Linked DNA regions of Mus musculus: region 1 is linked to region 2. The links are chromatin loops, found by intact Hi-C in ENCODE. Cell type or tissue: left cerebral cortex. All regions are shown on one strand.

Region 1 (8,000 bases), 1.0 Mb before region 2:
ATGTGGAGACTGTAACCCACTTAGTATTACAATAACTCCAAGAAGCTATGCCTGTCATTTTCTTTTTCTAAAAAGATTTATTTATTTATTATATGTAAGTACACTGTAGCTGTCTTCAGACACTCTAGAAGAGGGCATCAGATCTCTCATTATGGGTGGTTGTGAGCCACCATGTGGTTGCTGGGACTTGAACTCAGGACCTCTGGAAGAGCAGTCAGTGCTCTTTACTGCTGAGCCATCTCTCCAGCCTGTCATTTTCTTAAACACATATTGCCCTTGCAAGAATATGCTCATGAAAGTTTGAGAGGTTTGTAAACCACTTTTCTGCTGGGATTGGGTAGAAGTCTGACTGTGAGGATGTGGGGAGAGAGGAAGTGGTAGAATTGGCCAGAGACTAAATTATTCAGAAAGTTGGAGGGTCAGCTGGTTTGGCCACACATACTTAAAATCCCAGTTACCTGGAGACAGAGGCAGGAGATTTATTTTGAGTTTGGGGGCAGCCTGTGAGTTCCAGGTCTCTGGAGTGAGATCTTGCTTGTTTCAAGGAGAAAAAATGATGGTGGGTGATCAAGAAGAAAAGTCAAGCGACAGAGGGAAACATCACAGGGAAATCTCTGAAAGAGTGGGAGACATGAAGGGGAGTTTGGCTGGAGAAGAAATGAAGAAATGGGGAGACGAAAACTTGGGGGAGAGAGAGAGAGAAAGGGAGGGAGAGGGAGAGAGAGAGAGAGAGAGAGAGAGAGAGAGAGAGAGAGTGTGTCAAGGTGCTTGATCAAGTCTCATGGTCCAGTACACAGAGTCTGCATTTGGTCCATGCCATCTCAGAGACTGAGGGGAGAGAAACAGACAGAATGGTCCAGATGGTTCAGGTTGGATCAGCAGAGTAGGTGCCAGGATCTCTGAAGAAATCGAGGGAAAAGGCTGGACAGATGTGGGATGAGCTGGCACAGCCAGGCAGATGTGTGGAGTGTAGGAGCTCTTACTGTGTGTGATGGGCCTCCCTCTCCTGCAGAGCCCAACAGTTTGGATGGGAAGGGAAACCACAGGATGATAAAGTGGGCAGCAGGCTGAAGGTGAAAGGTGTGTGTGTGGCGGGGGTGGGGTGGGGGGTATTTTGGTAAAGGATGGTGGTAGAAGGAGAGGTGTGCATGCTGTGGGGGCGAGGGCAGAGCAGGGTGGAGGGCAGGAAGAGAGAACTGGGTGAAGGTCAGAACTTCCATGCAGAATCCAGTAAGGGATGGAAGCCTTGGCTACTTCTCCAGCTGCTGCAGGGGAGTAGCTAGGAAGAGGAGGCCCTAAGGGGAGCAGAGGTCAGGAAACCAGGCAGGTATCAATGCCTGCAGCCTGACAGGAGGGGTCTAGGGAATTCTGGAGAGGAATAGGGAGGAAGGCGCATGGGTGGAGAGCTGCCTAGGAGCAGTCAGGAGCCGAGCAGGTTCTTTAGATGCGAGACTGGGATGGTGGAGACAGTCCGGCTTCCCAGCTGATTGCCTCCTTTAAGGGGTTCTTAGCTACTGCCCGGGCTAGACACGAGGGGAGAAGGAGGAGACAGTCCGGCTTCCCAGCTGATCGCCTCCTTTAAGGGGTTCTTAGCTACTGCCCGGGCTAGACACGAGGGGAGAAGGAGGAGCCTGAGGATGACCTGTGGGACTCAGAGCACACAGACCAGCAAGGGGGCCTGTTCTGTCTCCCCCATAGAGCCCAACACTTGGTTGTCCCCAGAGCTTAAGCCTAGACAGTTTTACTTAATGGAAACTCCGTTTCTGCCCAGACCTTGCTCCAAGGAGACCTTCTTCTGATTCCCACCTCTGCCACTTTAGTGACCTAGCCCCCACCACGCAGGATGTAGCCAAGGAAAAGAGAGGATTCATCCTCATGTGGTCAGAGGCAGCAGTAAGTAAAAGGAGACAGTCAGAGACAGCTACAGGGTTCGGGAGTGGGGAAAGTTTCACAGGGGCAGCAGACATCCAGAGACAGGGCACAGAGTGCTGATCAGGTAGAAAGTGGGAAGCCCAGGGGCCAGCCCTAGGTAGTCCAGAATGAGAAGGGCTGGAAGGTGTGGTCCCCTTTCAGCCTCCTCTTGCCACCTCTTCCCTACCTCGCCCAAGGGTCCCCAGAATGGCACCTGCTTGCCGGGTGGGGGTTGGGGGTAGGTGGGGACTCTTCAGAGCAGTTGAATGGAAAATTAGACTTGAACCATCTTTGTACCTGCTAGGGCTCCCAGAGCTCTGAGGGTTCAAGGCTCCCAGCATTCCCACGGGCTGCTGCCAGGACCTGGCCTGGAGTCCTCAGAGTTGTAAAGGATGTAGACTCCACTGCCCTTCAGGGTTCAGGGGGCCCAGCTCTGAAGTGAGCACTCCGGGATGTGCTCTGGTTAGTCGGAATCACTTACGGGACAGCGACTAGAAAGCAGAATTCTTCTATGTCTCCTCCCTGTCATGGGCGAACAAGGACTTACTGGGTCAGGACCCCCTAACTCAGAGCCCTCTTAGCCCCAGCACCCTGGAAGGTTGGGGTAGAAAATTTGCAGAGTATAAGTTCTACTGTCAACAGCCCTTTTCTCCCCTTAATGCCTGCAAAAGAAACCTGAGCAGATTGGGGAAATGCCCTACAGTTCTAGGTAGCAGGAGGGTCGACCTGTTTGTTCCCAGGTCGCATGTCCAAGAGGCCAGGTTGCCTCTGCCAGCCATGGACCACTGGCCTGTCCTCTTAAGAGCCACGTGTACAACAAGGACAGCTCCAATTTAGGAAACAGTGACCCAAAGACCCTATTTTGGCCTTGTCATCGACTATTGCAGCGGGAGGAGAGGGGACCTGGCAGACCTGCTGCATTGGAGCACCATGAAATGCTGAGGGAGCGCTGTGGAGAGCTAGGTTCTGTGGCTCCTTCCCAGTGCAAACCTGGCCCCTGGGAAAAGAATGCACATCCTGTTTGAAGCAGTGTTCCCCTAAATATCCATTAAACGCGAAATTTCAGGAACAGCACCTCAGCTTCAGAATGGGATTCCAGAGGCAAAAGGTGGAGTAGCAGGCACCCTTAGGTTAGGTGAACGCCGACCAGATTCTCTGGAGAATCTAGGCTGGACTCCAAACAGCCTTCCTAAACTTGGATCCAAGTTCTCTAAGAACTGAGACATCCCAGGACGAAGGGAGGGGATCAACTACGGTTCACACTAGAAGAGTGGTTGATCTTTTTCCTCAAGCCCAGGCTCTGCAGGTGTGCCCCCTCAGACTCGATGGCCGCTGAGGCTAAAGGGCAGAGTTGCAGAGAGGAGAGTAGGAAGAGGATATTAGAGCATGCACCAATATTCCAGTCCGATTTTTGCCTTGGACTGGGGACCACTTCTCTACCGGCAATCCATCGCCTCGCCCTTCCCCCCACCCACCCTCTTTGGGGCAGCAGAGAGGCGGCCAACCGGCGAGCCGAGCGTTGGGCAGGTGCCGCATCAGGAGGACCCCAGAAGAGGTTCTCAGTAGCACGCACAGCGCGCGCTCCGGCGGTTGCTCAGAGTTCCCCGGGGGCCACAGGGACCACGCAGGCTCTAGGCGGTGCGCAGTTGCCCAACTTCGTGCCAGGGCTCTCGCACGATTCTAGTCGTGGCCGCGACGGTGTTCCAGCAAGCAGGATTTCCCCACCAAGTTTTTGGTGGCCAAGGATGGTGGCACCTATGGGAGTCCTGGTAGTGGGGCGCGCGGGCTCCCATCCGCTGGCTGTGGCCACCTCAAAGGAACCGCTCAGACCCATGGCGCTCAACTAACTCACCCCAGTGCGGCCGAGGCGGCCTTTGTAAGTGGTTTCTCTGCCACTGCCGCCTGGGCCACTTGCCCTATGGACTGCCCGAGCTGGTGTTCGCTAGGCCATGAACCACTTAATGATGACGGTGCACCCGGCACACCAGCTGGGCTCCTCCTCCCCGCAACCCCCTCACTCTTTTCAGCGCCCAGCATTGCGACCCTCTCCATTTCCACCCCTGGCTGCTTCGGAATCGCTTCTTTGGCCTCCACTTCCAGGGTAAGTGTCCACGCTGTGTTCCTGACCCAGGGATGCGGGGAAGGATTCTTGAGGTGGCAGGGGCTGTACAGAAGTTGTTAAGGACAAGGCTTAGGGATCAGCCTTCATTGTTCCCAGGCGATTAGCCTTTGGTCTGCCATGTTCTCCCACTCAGGAAGTGTGGTTGGGACAGCCACATTTTCCAAGGAATGAACCCAGTTAAGACACAAGGCATAGAGCAGCCTAAGAGCTTTTTCAGACCTTCCTTTGGCCAACCTTATTCTCCCTTATGACTAAACGGGTCCCATCCCCGAAAGTGCTGGCCCTCTACCCTTACTGCTCCAGAGCTTTGAGCTGTAACTACTACTATGCTCTAGTAGTCACCAGATCGCTTGGTGCTTGTGGGCAGCAAAAGTCCACCTGTAACCCTTGGCTCTGTGGGAAGCAGAGCAGCGTGGTGCGTTCACTCAGGTGTCTTGGGACGTTTCTCAGCATCCTACGCCAGACTTTGCCCAATCACATTGGCATCCCTGACCCACAATGGGGCAAAGGTTGGGATCAGCAAACCGGCTTTCTTTACCACTGACCTCTAGGAGCCAGCCCACCCGGTTGCTAGGACCGTCCTCTTGAGTGGGAGGTGGGAGAGGAGGGCTTTTAAGGTCATATCTAGACTTACCCCACCCTGTCTGCAGCCGCATCTGGTTTGCTAATATACGCTCCAAAAGGCTCGCACACACACACACACACACACACACACACATGTTATTTGACTTTCCTAAAGAAAAGAGAGTTGTGTTCATTGAAGTTAATTTTCTTCCTTGGCTTTATACTTTTCTTTCACTGAAACAAACAAACAAACAACCCATAAAAAATAAAAACAAAAGACAAAGAAAAAAGAAAAAGGTTGGCCTTGGTTCCTATAGCAGTTGCTTAGATCCTACTTTGGTAGAGACTGGACCCCAGCATTTTGAATTTCCATAGGGAAATTAAGCATTTCCTGCCACGGGAGCACTTGAAGTCCTCATTGTCAACCCAGGAGCTCACTTTGGGGCAGGTAAGTCAGGCTGACTAGGGAGCCTCCCACTCTCTGGGGAGAGAAGTCTACTCCATGAAGAAGACCGTGTTCCCTACAAGAAAACAGGGAGCAAAGCAAGGTACTTCCCATAGAACAACCTCTAAAGTTCACCCAGGGTGGGGGCTCACAAGCCAGAGAGTGGGGCTTCAGGACTTCAAAACAGAAAGACACAAAAGGAGGCTCTTAGTGACTTTGAAACACGCAGGACTTACTTGGCTGGCCCTGCAGTGCCATAGCACTCCAGTGGTTCTCCAAGGACTCTCTGCTTCCCTTGGCCATGCCTCCACCTCCTCTTCTCCCTGCTCTGATCAGCATCTCTGATAACAACTTCTGACTCAACAAACATGAGATGTCCCTTTGTGGGTTTCTAGGAATTGTTCTTTCTGAAGTGATAGATTGTTATGGTTGTATGTGTGCCAGAAGTAGGCACACTCATCATTTGTCACAAAGGACAAGGGGGAGTATGGATAAATTAAATGAGGACGTGCACCCACCTGGGTGACTCCACGATCCCTTTTCCTTGGTCCTGACACTGCTAGGGCTCTGGTGTCTCGGAAACTCTGTGTGGAAGTACGTGGTAAGTGTGCCTTGGTGTTCCTGATCAAGGGGTGTGTCATGATTTGGTGTATGGGGGCCCTCCTGCAGGGACTGGTCACCAGCACCTCGATGATGATGTCAAAAATATGGGTGGAAACATGAGGAATGCTGAAGTTTGCAGCAATGATCTGCCGCCTCAGGTCAGCAAAATACCTGCCTTGGAAAGGCAAGTGCCCGGCCACGAACAGGAAGACCACTCAACTGCAGATACTGCTGGGGCAGCCCTCATAGTCCTCAGCTTGAATGAGTTCTGGTGACAGTAGGGCAGTATGGCAAAGCTATTCATCAGCTTCTGCCCAGGAATCACTGTAGCAGCCAGGCCAAAATCTCACGGCTTGGCGTTCCTCCTGTAGTTGTTCCAAAAGTTGCTGACACAAAATATGACATAGGTCTGGTTGACAGGGACCAACTGCAAACTGAAAAAACACAACGGATCACAGACAGTCAGAGCTGCTCACTGGGAAGGACAACAGTCCTCTCGCCTGATGTCGGCAAGCACTGGGAGCCAAGGCACCAAGACAATCAGGTTCAAGGGAAGTGGATAAGACAACAGACACCCCAAAACCCACAGTGTCCAGGCTCGGGAGCTGGCTCTGGAAACATGAGGAGGAATGTTCTACTACTCCTTCAGAAGCCTGCATTTGGTTCTCAGGAACAGGTCCGGTGATCCACAGCTGCCCTAACGCCAGCTCCAGGAGACTTTACACCTAGACTCTAAGGGCACCCGTACAGCACACTCAAAGGCACTGCAGGACACTTAAAATAGTGATAAAAATCTATGTAATTTTATTTATGTGACTTCTGAAGTTCAGAAGAGGGCACCAGATTTCCTGGAAGTGGAACTATAGGCAGTTGTCCTGAGTGTTTGGATTCTATAAAAACCCAATTACATTATGTGTATGTTCTAATACCAAGTGTGAAATGAGTGGCTCCCAACCACCTGTAACCCATTTCCGGAAAATCTGACTCCATAGACGGCACCAGGAATGTGGTGCTCAGACCACATGGAGGCAAAATACTCATAAAGTGAAAATAATGAATTATTCTAACTTAAAAGCATTACTTAAATTTTTTTTAAAAAGTAAAATTGAAAATAATGAAGACCATGGAAGTGTAAACACAAGAATGAAGGCATCAAATATACAAACCCAACCAAAGAAAGCAAATCAAAGTCACCCAGGTGGAGAGAAACTCTCTCTTTCAGGGGCCAACAGCTCCAGAAAGTCCAAGTACAATCTCTCAGCAATGTCGAACTCCAATCGCTTTCCAACCAACCAACCAACTAACCAATCAACCAACCAACCAACCAACCAACCAACCAACCAACCAACAGCTCTAAGGATAGCAGGCAGCCTCAGCCAGAGCTGTAAGTGGACAGGTGTCTGTCAATCCTCACCAGGGTTCCTTGTGAGGTCAGAGCAAGGAACGGGCCAATCGTGGCTGGGCACAGAAAAAAAGCTTTTCTACCTTTTTTCTCTCCAAGGACAGGAAGGCTGTTCTGGTGAGTGGGGCAGTAGGGGGCTGGTTACATTCAAATGTCTATCTCCCAGGTTGTCCAGTGACCCACTTCTTTCTGCTAGGCCCACTGCCCAAGGGCTATTTTCCAACCAGAGGAGACACCAGGTGGCAAACACTTGAAACTCTGTGGGACACCTAAACTTTAACAAGGACACTTTTCTCCTTGATAATCAAACAAGGAATCTCAAGGATGACACTGCGCTCCGGAGCCTTGGCCCTCCATCGGTTATGGTCTCTGACATTCGCTGGCAGGTAGATGGGCAGTGTTTTGCTTTTCACTGGACCCAGCCTTTATGATAACTTTGTAATAACTCACGTCTACACTCAAAGCATTCTATTTATTTTTCTTAAACTCAGACTGATGGGTGCTAAAGGTTGGTAGCTCCTGCCTACATCAGTAGTTGTTGCAAAATACTATCTTCCAAGACTCCCTCCCTCCAGAGTATGAGAGTACCCAGGGGGCTGAGAGGAGGTGACACCAATCATCCCATGTTCCCCATGATGCCTGGGGCCTCTCACCAAAGCCGAGGATCCTGAGACAGTGGGATGACATGTTCAAAATGATCAGGAAATCAGTTGCCAGTCAGGGTTCTATAAACGACACATGTGGGAGATAGAGCAATTCCTTGGCACCCTATGCCCTTCTGCTCTCAAAATGCCTTAGTTTGTCCTTAGAAACAACAGAAATTGATTGCTTGGGCATCTGCTTGATGGCAAGGCAAGAGCAAGAGGCCAACAGATTGGCTGTATCACAGGGCTGCTTTTTTGTGTGTGATTTTTTTATTTTATCATTTCCAATTTTTTAGTTAGGTATTTTAT
Region 2 (8,000 bases):
AAGGAAGGGAGGGAGGGAGGAAGAAAGGAAGGAAGGGAGGGAGGAAGAAAGGAAGGAAGGAAGGAAGGAAGGAAGGAAGGAAGGAAGGAAGGAAGGAAGGAAGCAAGCAAGCAAGCAAGCAAGCAAGCAAGCAAGCAAGCCAACAAGGAAGCCACAGCTTGCCTCAGAGAAGTGCTGTCTGAAAGCTTGTTTGTGCTACAAACAAGAAACAGACCAAGAATGGAAAGTGTTCTAAGGCAAGGGTTCCGTGCTGTGTCCATGAAGCCCCAGGACAGCCTGCACCCGCAAATGAGGAAGAAGACAAAGACTCAGTTTCAAGGGCTGGGGAGATGTCTTCATGAGTAAATCCTTGCCACAAAAGCATGAAGACTCAAGTTCTATGGCCAGAAACCCATGTAGAAGCCAGGCATGGTGGCACACACTTGTAATCATGGCTCCCAGAAGGCAGCGACAGGAGGATCCCTAGAGTTCCCTGGCCAGGCAGTCCAACCAGTTCTAGGTTCAATGAGAGATCCTGTCTCAAAAAATAAGGTGAAAGGCTGGGAGCTGTGGTGGCACACACCTTTAATCCCAGAGGCAGAGGCAGGCAGAGCTCTGTAAGTTCTAGGCCAGCTTGGTCTACATAACAAGCTCATGACAGTCAGAGCTACATAATAAAGACTCTGTCTCAAAAATACATACATACATACATACATACATACATACATACATACATAATACACACACACACATTCAAATAAGGTAAAGAGCTACGGATAATGACACCAGCATGCACACACAAATATATGTATATATTCACACATTAACATGACATAGAAGGTGTGGGAGGAGATGGAGGAGATATACAGAGGGTCAGGAAATTGAACAGAGGTGTATAGCAATGGGGAATGGAGAACTGGGGTTAGCAACTAGAAAGTCCCAGATGCCAGAAAAGCAAGAGGTTCCCAGGACTCCACGGGGATGACTTTAGCTAAAATACCCCACAACAGGGAGGGAGAACCTGTCAAGACCATATCCAGAGGTTAGGTATGGCTCCCCCAATTGAGGGATGGGGCCACCCACCCATTTCCAAAATTTTAACCCAGAATTGCTCCTGTCTGAAGGAAATACAGGGACAAAGAGCAGAACAGAGACTGAAGGAAAGGCCATCCAGAGACTGCCCACCAGGGGAAATCCATCCCACATGCAGACACCAAACCCAGACACTATTGCAGATGCCAAGAAGTGCTTGCTGACAGGAGCCTGATACAGCTGTCTCCTAAGAGGCTCTGCCAGATCCCGACCAATACAGCAGCCAACCTTTGGACTGAGCACAGGGACTCCAATAGAGAAGTTGGGGGAAGGACTGAAGGAGCTGAAGGGGCCTTATCTGGCATCAATGGATGGGGAGGCCCTTGGTCCTGTGAAGGCTTGATGCCCCAGTGTAGACAAATGCTAGGGCAGGGAGACAGGAGTGGGTGGGTTGGTGGGGGAGCACCCTCATAGAAGTAGGGTAAGGGGAGATGGGATAGGGGGGTTGCAGAGGAAAACCAGGAAAGGGGATAACATTTGAAATGTAAACAAATAAAATGTCCAATTAAAAAAACATTAAAAAACATGACATCGAGCACACATGTACATATGCAAGTGCTTAGACATGCATGCACACACACACACACACACACACATACAGAGAGAGAGAGAGAGAGAGAGAGAGAGAAAGAGAGAGAAACAAATAAAATTTAAGAGACTCAGTCTTGATTATATAGTTTCTGGAAGGCAGATGAGTCCACCGCTAACAATAGTGAACAGGTTTCTCCTACAGGCCTGTCATGTGCTAAACAAGAGTTTTATTAAAGTGCATTATTTTATTTTTTTAAATATTTATTTATTTATTTTATGTATGTGAGTACACTGTAGCTGTACAGATACTTGTGAGCCTTTGTGGTTGTTAGGAATTGAATTTTTAGGACCTCTGCTCACTCCAGTCAGCTCCACTCGCTCAGGCCCAAAGAATTATTTATTATCATACATAAGTACACTATAGCTGTCTTCAGACACAGCAGAAGAGGGCATCAGATCTCATTACAGGTGGTTGTGAGCCACCATGTGGTTGTTGGGATTTGAACTCGGGACCTTCAGAAGAGCAGTCATTGTTCTTACCCACTGAGCCATCTCGACAGCCCGCATTATTTTAATAATGAGCATTTGAATTAGATCCAGAGCTTTGGGTTCCCAGGGACAAGGGCTTTGTCTCTGCTCCCAACCATCCAGTTTCAAATCCTATTGCCATTTCTCCTCCTCCCTGTAGAAAGAGCCCAGCCAAAGCCTGGTAGGGTGGGGCAGAAGAGGTGTTAGCAGAGAAAGGGTGGGGGGAGCAGCAGGCAAAGGGCCAGCATTGCAGGGGTGTAGCCACCATTGTTTGGGAGCATGTGAAGGGCTGGAGCAGAAGTAGGCCAAAGAGTTTCTACTCCCACCCAGATCCATAAATGCCTCTATAGCCTGGCACCACTGTCAGCCAGGCTGGAGGGAAACCACACGCTTGATTTTGCCAGTGGAGGAAAGTGAAATGACTCCTATGGGGAGGGAGCTGGGGCTACCAAACTTAGAAAATCGGGTTCCTTCTACCTGTCAGTCCTTCCCCAGATACTCTCTACAGAAATACCTATGATCAGAGTGCATTGTTTACCACAGCATGGCTCGAGCTAGCAGGGATCTGGAACGAGCTGGGTATCCACCAATAGAGGGTGGGTTAAAGAAAGAAAGTATGGTTCCAGCCATAGTACTATGCAACTCTGAAAAAGAGGAGACTCTGTGTGCACAGAAGTGAAGCAAGCTCTGCCACGGGGTAGAAAAGTAAGGATGGAGCAGTGAGCACAGTATGCAAATGCTTGGACTGGAGTGGTAGACGTTGAGAACCCACAGTCACACTTGCTGACACATACGTAAGGAGGCCAAAACCTTGTAAAGGAAATGCACTTGCAAGGGAGGACAGAAGAAGATGGTTACATGGAGAGCAGAGCAGAGAAAGATGATGGGTGGATGGATGGATGGATGGATGGATGGATGGATGGATGGAGAGATGGATGGATGGGTGGATGGAGAGATGGATGGGTAGAGAGATGGATGGATGGATGGATAGATGGATGGATGGATGGATGGATGGATGGATAGATGGATGGATGGAGAGATGGATGGATGGATGGGTGGATGGATGGATGGATGGATGGAGAGATGGATGGATGGAGAGATGGATGGATGGATGGATGGATGGATGGATGGATGGATAGATGGATGGATGGAGAGATGGATGGATGGATGGATGGATGGATGGATGGAGAGATGGGTGGATGGAGAGATGGATGGATGGATGGAGAGATGGATGGATGGATGGATGGATGGATGGATGGATGGATGGAGAGATGGATGGATGGATGGATGGATGGATGGATGGATGGAGATAGATGATAGGTAGGTAGGAAAGTAGGTAGATGATAGATAGATAGATAGATAGATAGATAGATAGATAGATAGATGATAGATAGATAGATAATAGACAGATGATAGATAGGTGAATGGATAGATAGATAGATAGATAGATAGATAGATAGATGATAGATAGATGATAGATAGATAGATAGATAGATAGATGATAGATAGATAGATAGATAGATAGATAGATAGATAGATAGATCAACCATAGATAGCAGATGCATGCAGTATCATACCTAAAAATAAATACAAATCTTATTATAAAATGAAAGAAATCGTTCTAGAATATACAAAGGGGAAGGCTCTCCCAGCTTCTTGCTTCAACCTCTATCTATAAGTCCATAATCCCGGTTGGTTCTAGAAGCTTTTCTATGGGAAGCAGCTCACGGACAAAGATCTCTGTATGCTGACCGAGTTAGAAAGGAAAAAGCTGAACTCTCACCCATCCATACATATGATTCACTTTGCTGTGTATCTGTCTAATAGAGCAGCGAGCTGGGCTGAGCATTAACCTGAGGAAACGCTGGATAATCCAAGCTGTCCGAGCTGCTCACAGAGAACTGAGTCTCATTTACTCATGGCCTCTACAGAGTCACGCTGAACAATGAATCAGGACTACCGACTCATCATCTAAAGGAAATGGGCAAGGTTATTACCGTCAGCCCATCACGTTTTTCCTCTGAGATCCTCACGGAACCTGCTTCTGCACGGCTCTGCTGCAGCACCCCTGGTTTAACACACATCACTGACTCTCTGACACCAGGCTCGACACCCACAGCACATGACTTCAGCTCACACAGCACCATCTCACACTCGGGGAATAGACAGCCTGTCAGCACTACACTCTGAAGTTGCTGAAACAGAGCCCCCCAACAAAAAGCAGGAAGTACCCCTCCCCACAAAAATTGATCAAGGAAAGGCCTGGAAGAGAACACAGGAACTGAGATGCCAAGGCTCAGCGCTGCCCCACCCTTTAGCCAGATTCCAGTCACAGAGCTGTGAAGGGAAATGAGATCCACAGAGAACAGACCGAACAAGCTTTACCACAGGCGCATGGACACTTTTCTCTTTTCTCTTTTTCTTCCTTTTATTTTATTCTCTCTCTGATTTTTTTATTCTTTAAATTTTGCAATAAATAGGTCTCATTCTTAGATCCATAAAGTCTAAGATATCTGTCCTGTCCTGAAGCACACCCCTTTCCTTGTCCTGTATACAATGCACACATACACACTATGTGTAGTCACTGTGTAGTAGGATAGAACTTGACTAACAGTGCCCCCAAGTGTCCATAAGCAAAACTGCAGAAACATCCAAGTGTGGCTAGGCAGACACTGGAAAGGTCCTAGGGGGTCTCCAGATGTAAGTAGGTGTAAAGATAAAATAAAATAAAATAAAATAAAATAAAATAAAATAAAATAAAATAAAATAAACAAAAGCTTAGAGCTAGAGCCAGGGAGAGGGACGGGTAGAATGGGGTGGGGTTAGGGGAGACAGGTTGAGAACAGGGTTCAGGACAAAAAAGAAGACAGAGCCTAAGGACCATGAAAGCAGCCGGCCACCCTCCTTCCCAGCTCACTCCTCAGCCTCACCCTCTCAAGCAGGACCAAGGGGTAGCTTAGGCTTTATCCAATCTCCCAAGTCACCTCCCCTAGACCCCGGTACTCTAGGAAAATCTCCAAGGCCAGAGAAGAGCATCAGCAAAGTGAAGACCCAGAGCAATCTCAGGCATGGGTGGGTGCTGGTGGGATGCAGGGGACAGGGCCCACAGTGCGCTCGACCTGGGCTCCAAGGCAAGTAAGTGACCTGAAGGTGAGATGATGAAGCCACTAATGACATGCTAGAACTGTGGATAAAAACAACCAAACCTAGTTGGCGCCATCTTTCCCAGCTGTCAACAGGGAAGCCTAATCCTCAGTTTCAGAGGACAAATGTCCAGGAAAACTTGGATTCCTTCCTGCCTTCATGCATCCTGAAACTTGGGAAGTCAACACTGAAGCCGCACTCACAGACCCCAAGTCCAAACCAACACTTGCCTGGGGCTGGCAAGGGTCTATAGAGAACGTTGTCACCTCAGAGGGATCAAGCTGGCTGGCAAGCTGAGTGAGTGACTGGGCCCATGATACTTTCCCTGAGATTCTGTGTTAGGCTCGGGGAGTGGAGGAGGGGGCTCCTACTGCCAACAGGGCAGGGCAGGCTGACACTGTAGCTCACTTAGTGAAGTGTTTGCCTAGCACACATGAGGCCCAGGGTTCATTCCCTAGCACCACATAGACCTAGAACGTCAGGGGTGGAGACAGGAGGATTCAAAGTCCATCCTCACTAAAGCAAGTTTCAGTCCAACCAAACCCAACCCTCATCAAGGGAACTTCTCTGTGCAACAGATGGGGACCATTACAGAAAACCACAACCAATCAAAGTGCAGAGTTGTGGAGTCCAGTCCTAACTGATGCATCTACAATACAACTTCCAGGGCTCAGGGATCACTGCAGAAGAGGTGGAAAGATTAAGAGGCAGAAGAACGGGGATTTTGCTGTGAGATTGTGTCTTCTAGGAAGGTCAGAAGCCACACCCATGAAACCTCACCAATATGGCTGTCTGAACATGACCTGAAGAGGGGTAACACCACTGGACATGCTAGCATGGAAAGGAGAAAGCCCGTGAGTCCTCAACCCTAGGCAAAGAACTGCAGGCAGCTAAGGAACTCTGCAATCAGGATTAATAGTCTCCCCCAGGGAAGAAAGACCGTAGATTTGTTATCTGAAATCAAGGCCATAAATTTGAAAGAGGAGTAAGGGGAGGTTTTGGGAAGGGAAAAGAAAAGAGAGAAAAGTATGTAATTATAATACAATCCTAAGGGCTGGAGAGATGCCTCAGCAGTTAAGAGCACTGACTGCTCTTCCAAAGATCCTGAGTTCAATTCCCAGCAACCACATGGTGGCTCACAACCATCTGTAATGGGATCTGACGCCCTCTTCTGGTGTGTCTGAAGACAGCTGTAATTGTACTCAGACATAAAAATAAATAAATCTTTTTAAAAATAATACAATCCTAAAATGTTTAAAAATATTTTAAGTCCAAAGAGAACTGGAAAGATGGCTCAGAGAGAAAAGAAGGCTCTCTGAACAATCGTAAGAACCAAGTTCAAATCCCTAGCACTCGTAAAAAGGTAGGCATGGCTGTAAGCACCTATAACCCTGCAGGACAGAAACAGGAGGCTCACTGGGCTCACAGATGACAGCCTAGCTCCAATTTCAGGAAGAAAATACCCAGCATCTTCCTTCAGCCTCTGTGCATGTTTAGGGATAGGCAACCCACACACATGCACGCACTCACGCACACATGCACGCAGACACACACAGACTTATTCATACTGTGATGGTTTGTATATGCTTGGCCCAGAGAGTAGCACTATTAGGAGGTGTGGACTAGGAGTAGGTGTGTCACTGCGGGTGTGGACTTAAGACCTTCACCCTGGCTACCTGGAAGTCAGTCTTCCCACCAGCAGTCTTCAGATGAAGATTTTAAACTCTCAGCTCTGCCTGCACCATGCCTGCCTGGATGCTGACATGTTCTTGCCTTGATGATTATGAACTGAACCTCTGAACCTGTAAGCCAGCCACAATTAAATGTTGTCCTTGTAAGAGTTGCCTTGGTCATGGTATCTGTTCACAGCAGTAAAACCCTAAGACACGTACATTCAAAAAATAAAATTTTTCAAGTAAAATGGAGGAGTAGAAATGAGAAAATGAGCCCTGGATAACCCCAAGCAGTGATGTATTCAGGCAGAAGTAGGTGGACACTCAGTGTATTGGGTGATAAGGTACACTTATCATCCTCAAAGAATCAAGATGTCACCCAAGGAGTAGTGGCCAATTGCAGGGGTCGGGGGAGGCATAACAGTTAGAGCAGAAGATAGAGAATCAACCAAGGGGGAATGGGACACGTGATGCTGTGTCATGTTGCAACACAATATAGGGAACATGGCCTGTGGTAAGCTCCAGGCAAAATCCTCTGAATGTAACAGCCCTCCTTTGGTGCCCAGGAAATACAGGAGCCAAAAGAGTAAGGAAATACCAGAGGAAACAACCAGAGAACTCAGGAATTTGGACAAATGACCTAGGTTCTCCAAAAAGTCCCTGTCCTGAGATGGAGAAAGGTGGTGAAGAGACGACTGTGTGACCTTGGGAGGAAATGGCAGTGGCTGGGAAAGGGGCACAGTAGTTAGGAAGGGCTGGTCCTTGGGGCATGTTTGAGGTTGAGGGCAGACTCAGCATGTTGGATGTGAATGAGGAAAGAGTAGAGGCAGGCCCACATACTCCTCCTTGAACAATAGCATCCTTAAGATGGAGGCTCCTCTGAGGGTGGTACCTGGGGAGAACGTTGCTCAAAAGGGCCACATGTAGAGCAGATGAGAGGCATGAGGAAGTCTGGCAGGAAAGAGAAGAGTCAGAGCCAAAGAGAGCTGTGTGGAGGCCCTTGCAGCTAGGTGGCTGGAGCCTGGGTGTGGCCATGGCCTGTGATGCATACAA

The links. Hi-C counts contacts between places; a loop is a spot of excess contacts. Peaks named below come from ENCODE experiments on the same cell type or tissue, not always from the same donor. Only the 100,000 strongest peaks of a DNase experiment are listed, where the experiment ranks them.
Region 1: a loop joins it to region 2, with 3 times the contacts of the local background. A loop is called at or near these places in 2 of 42 quality-filtered maps.

Annotation. Positions count from the first base shown.
Region 1 is chr6:85,121,602-85,129,601 of GRCm38, reverse strand. Gm5878 (predicted gene 5878) reads left to right here and starts at 3,508. Exons shown (of 3, transcript NR_168059.1): 1 at 3,508-4,012. In left cerebral cortex, no CTCF peak of the experiment used is centred here; no DNase peak of the experiment used is centred here.
Region 2 is chr6:84,075,116-84,083,115 of GRCm38, reverse strand. All of the region lies in intron 14 of Dysf (dysferlin), which reads right to left. Among named protein-coding and RNA genes, the nearest start is that of Dysf, 60 kb to the right of the region's middle. In left cerebral cortex, a CTCF peak has its summit at 4,763 (motif pointing left); DNase peaks (open chromatin) are centred at 2,404 and 4,763.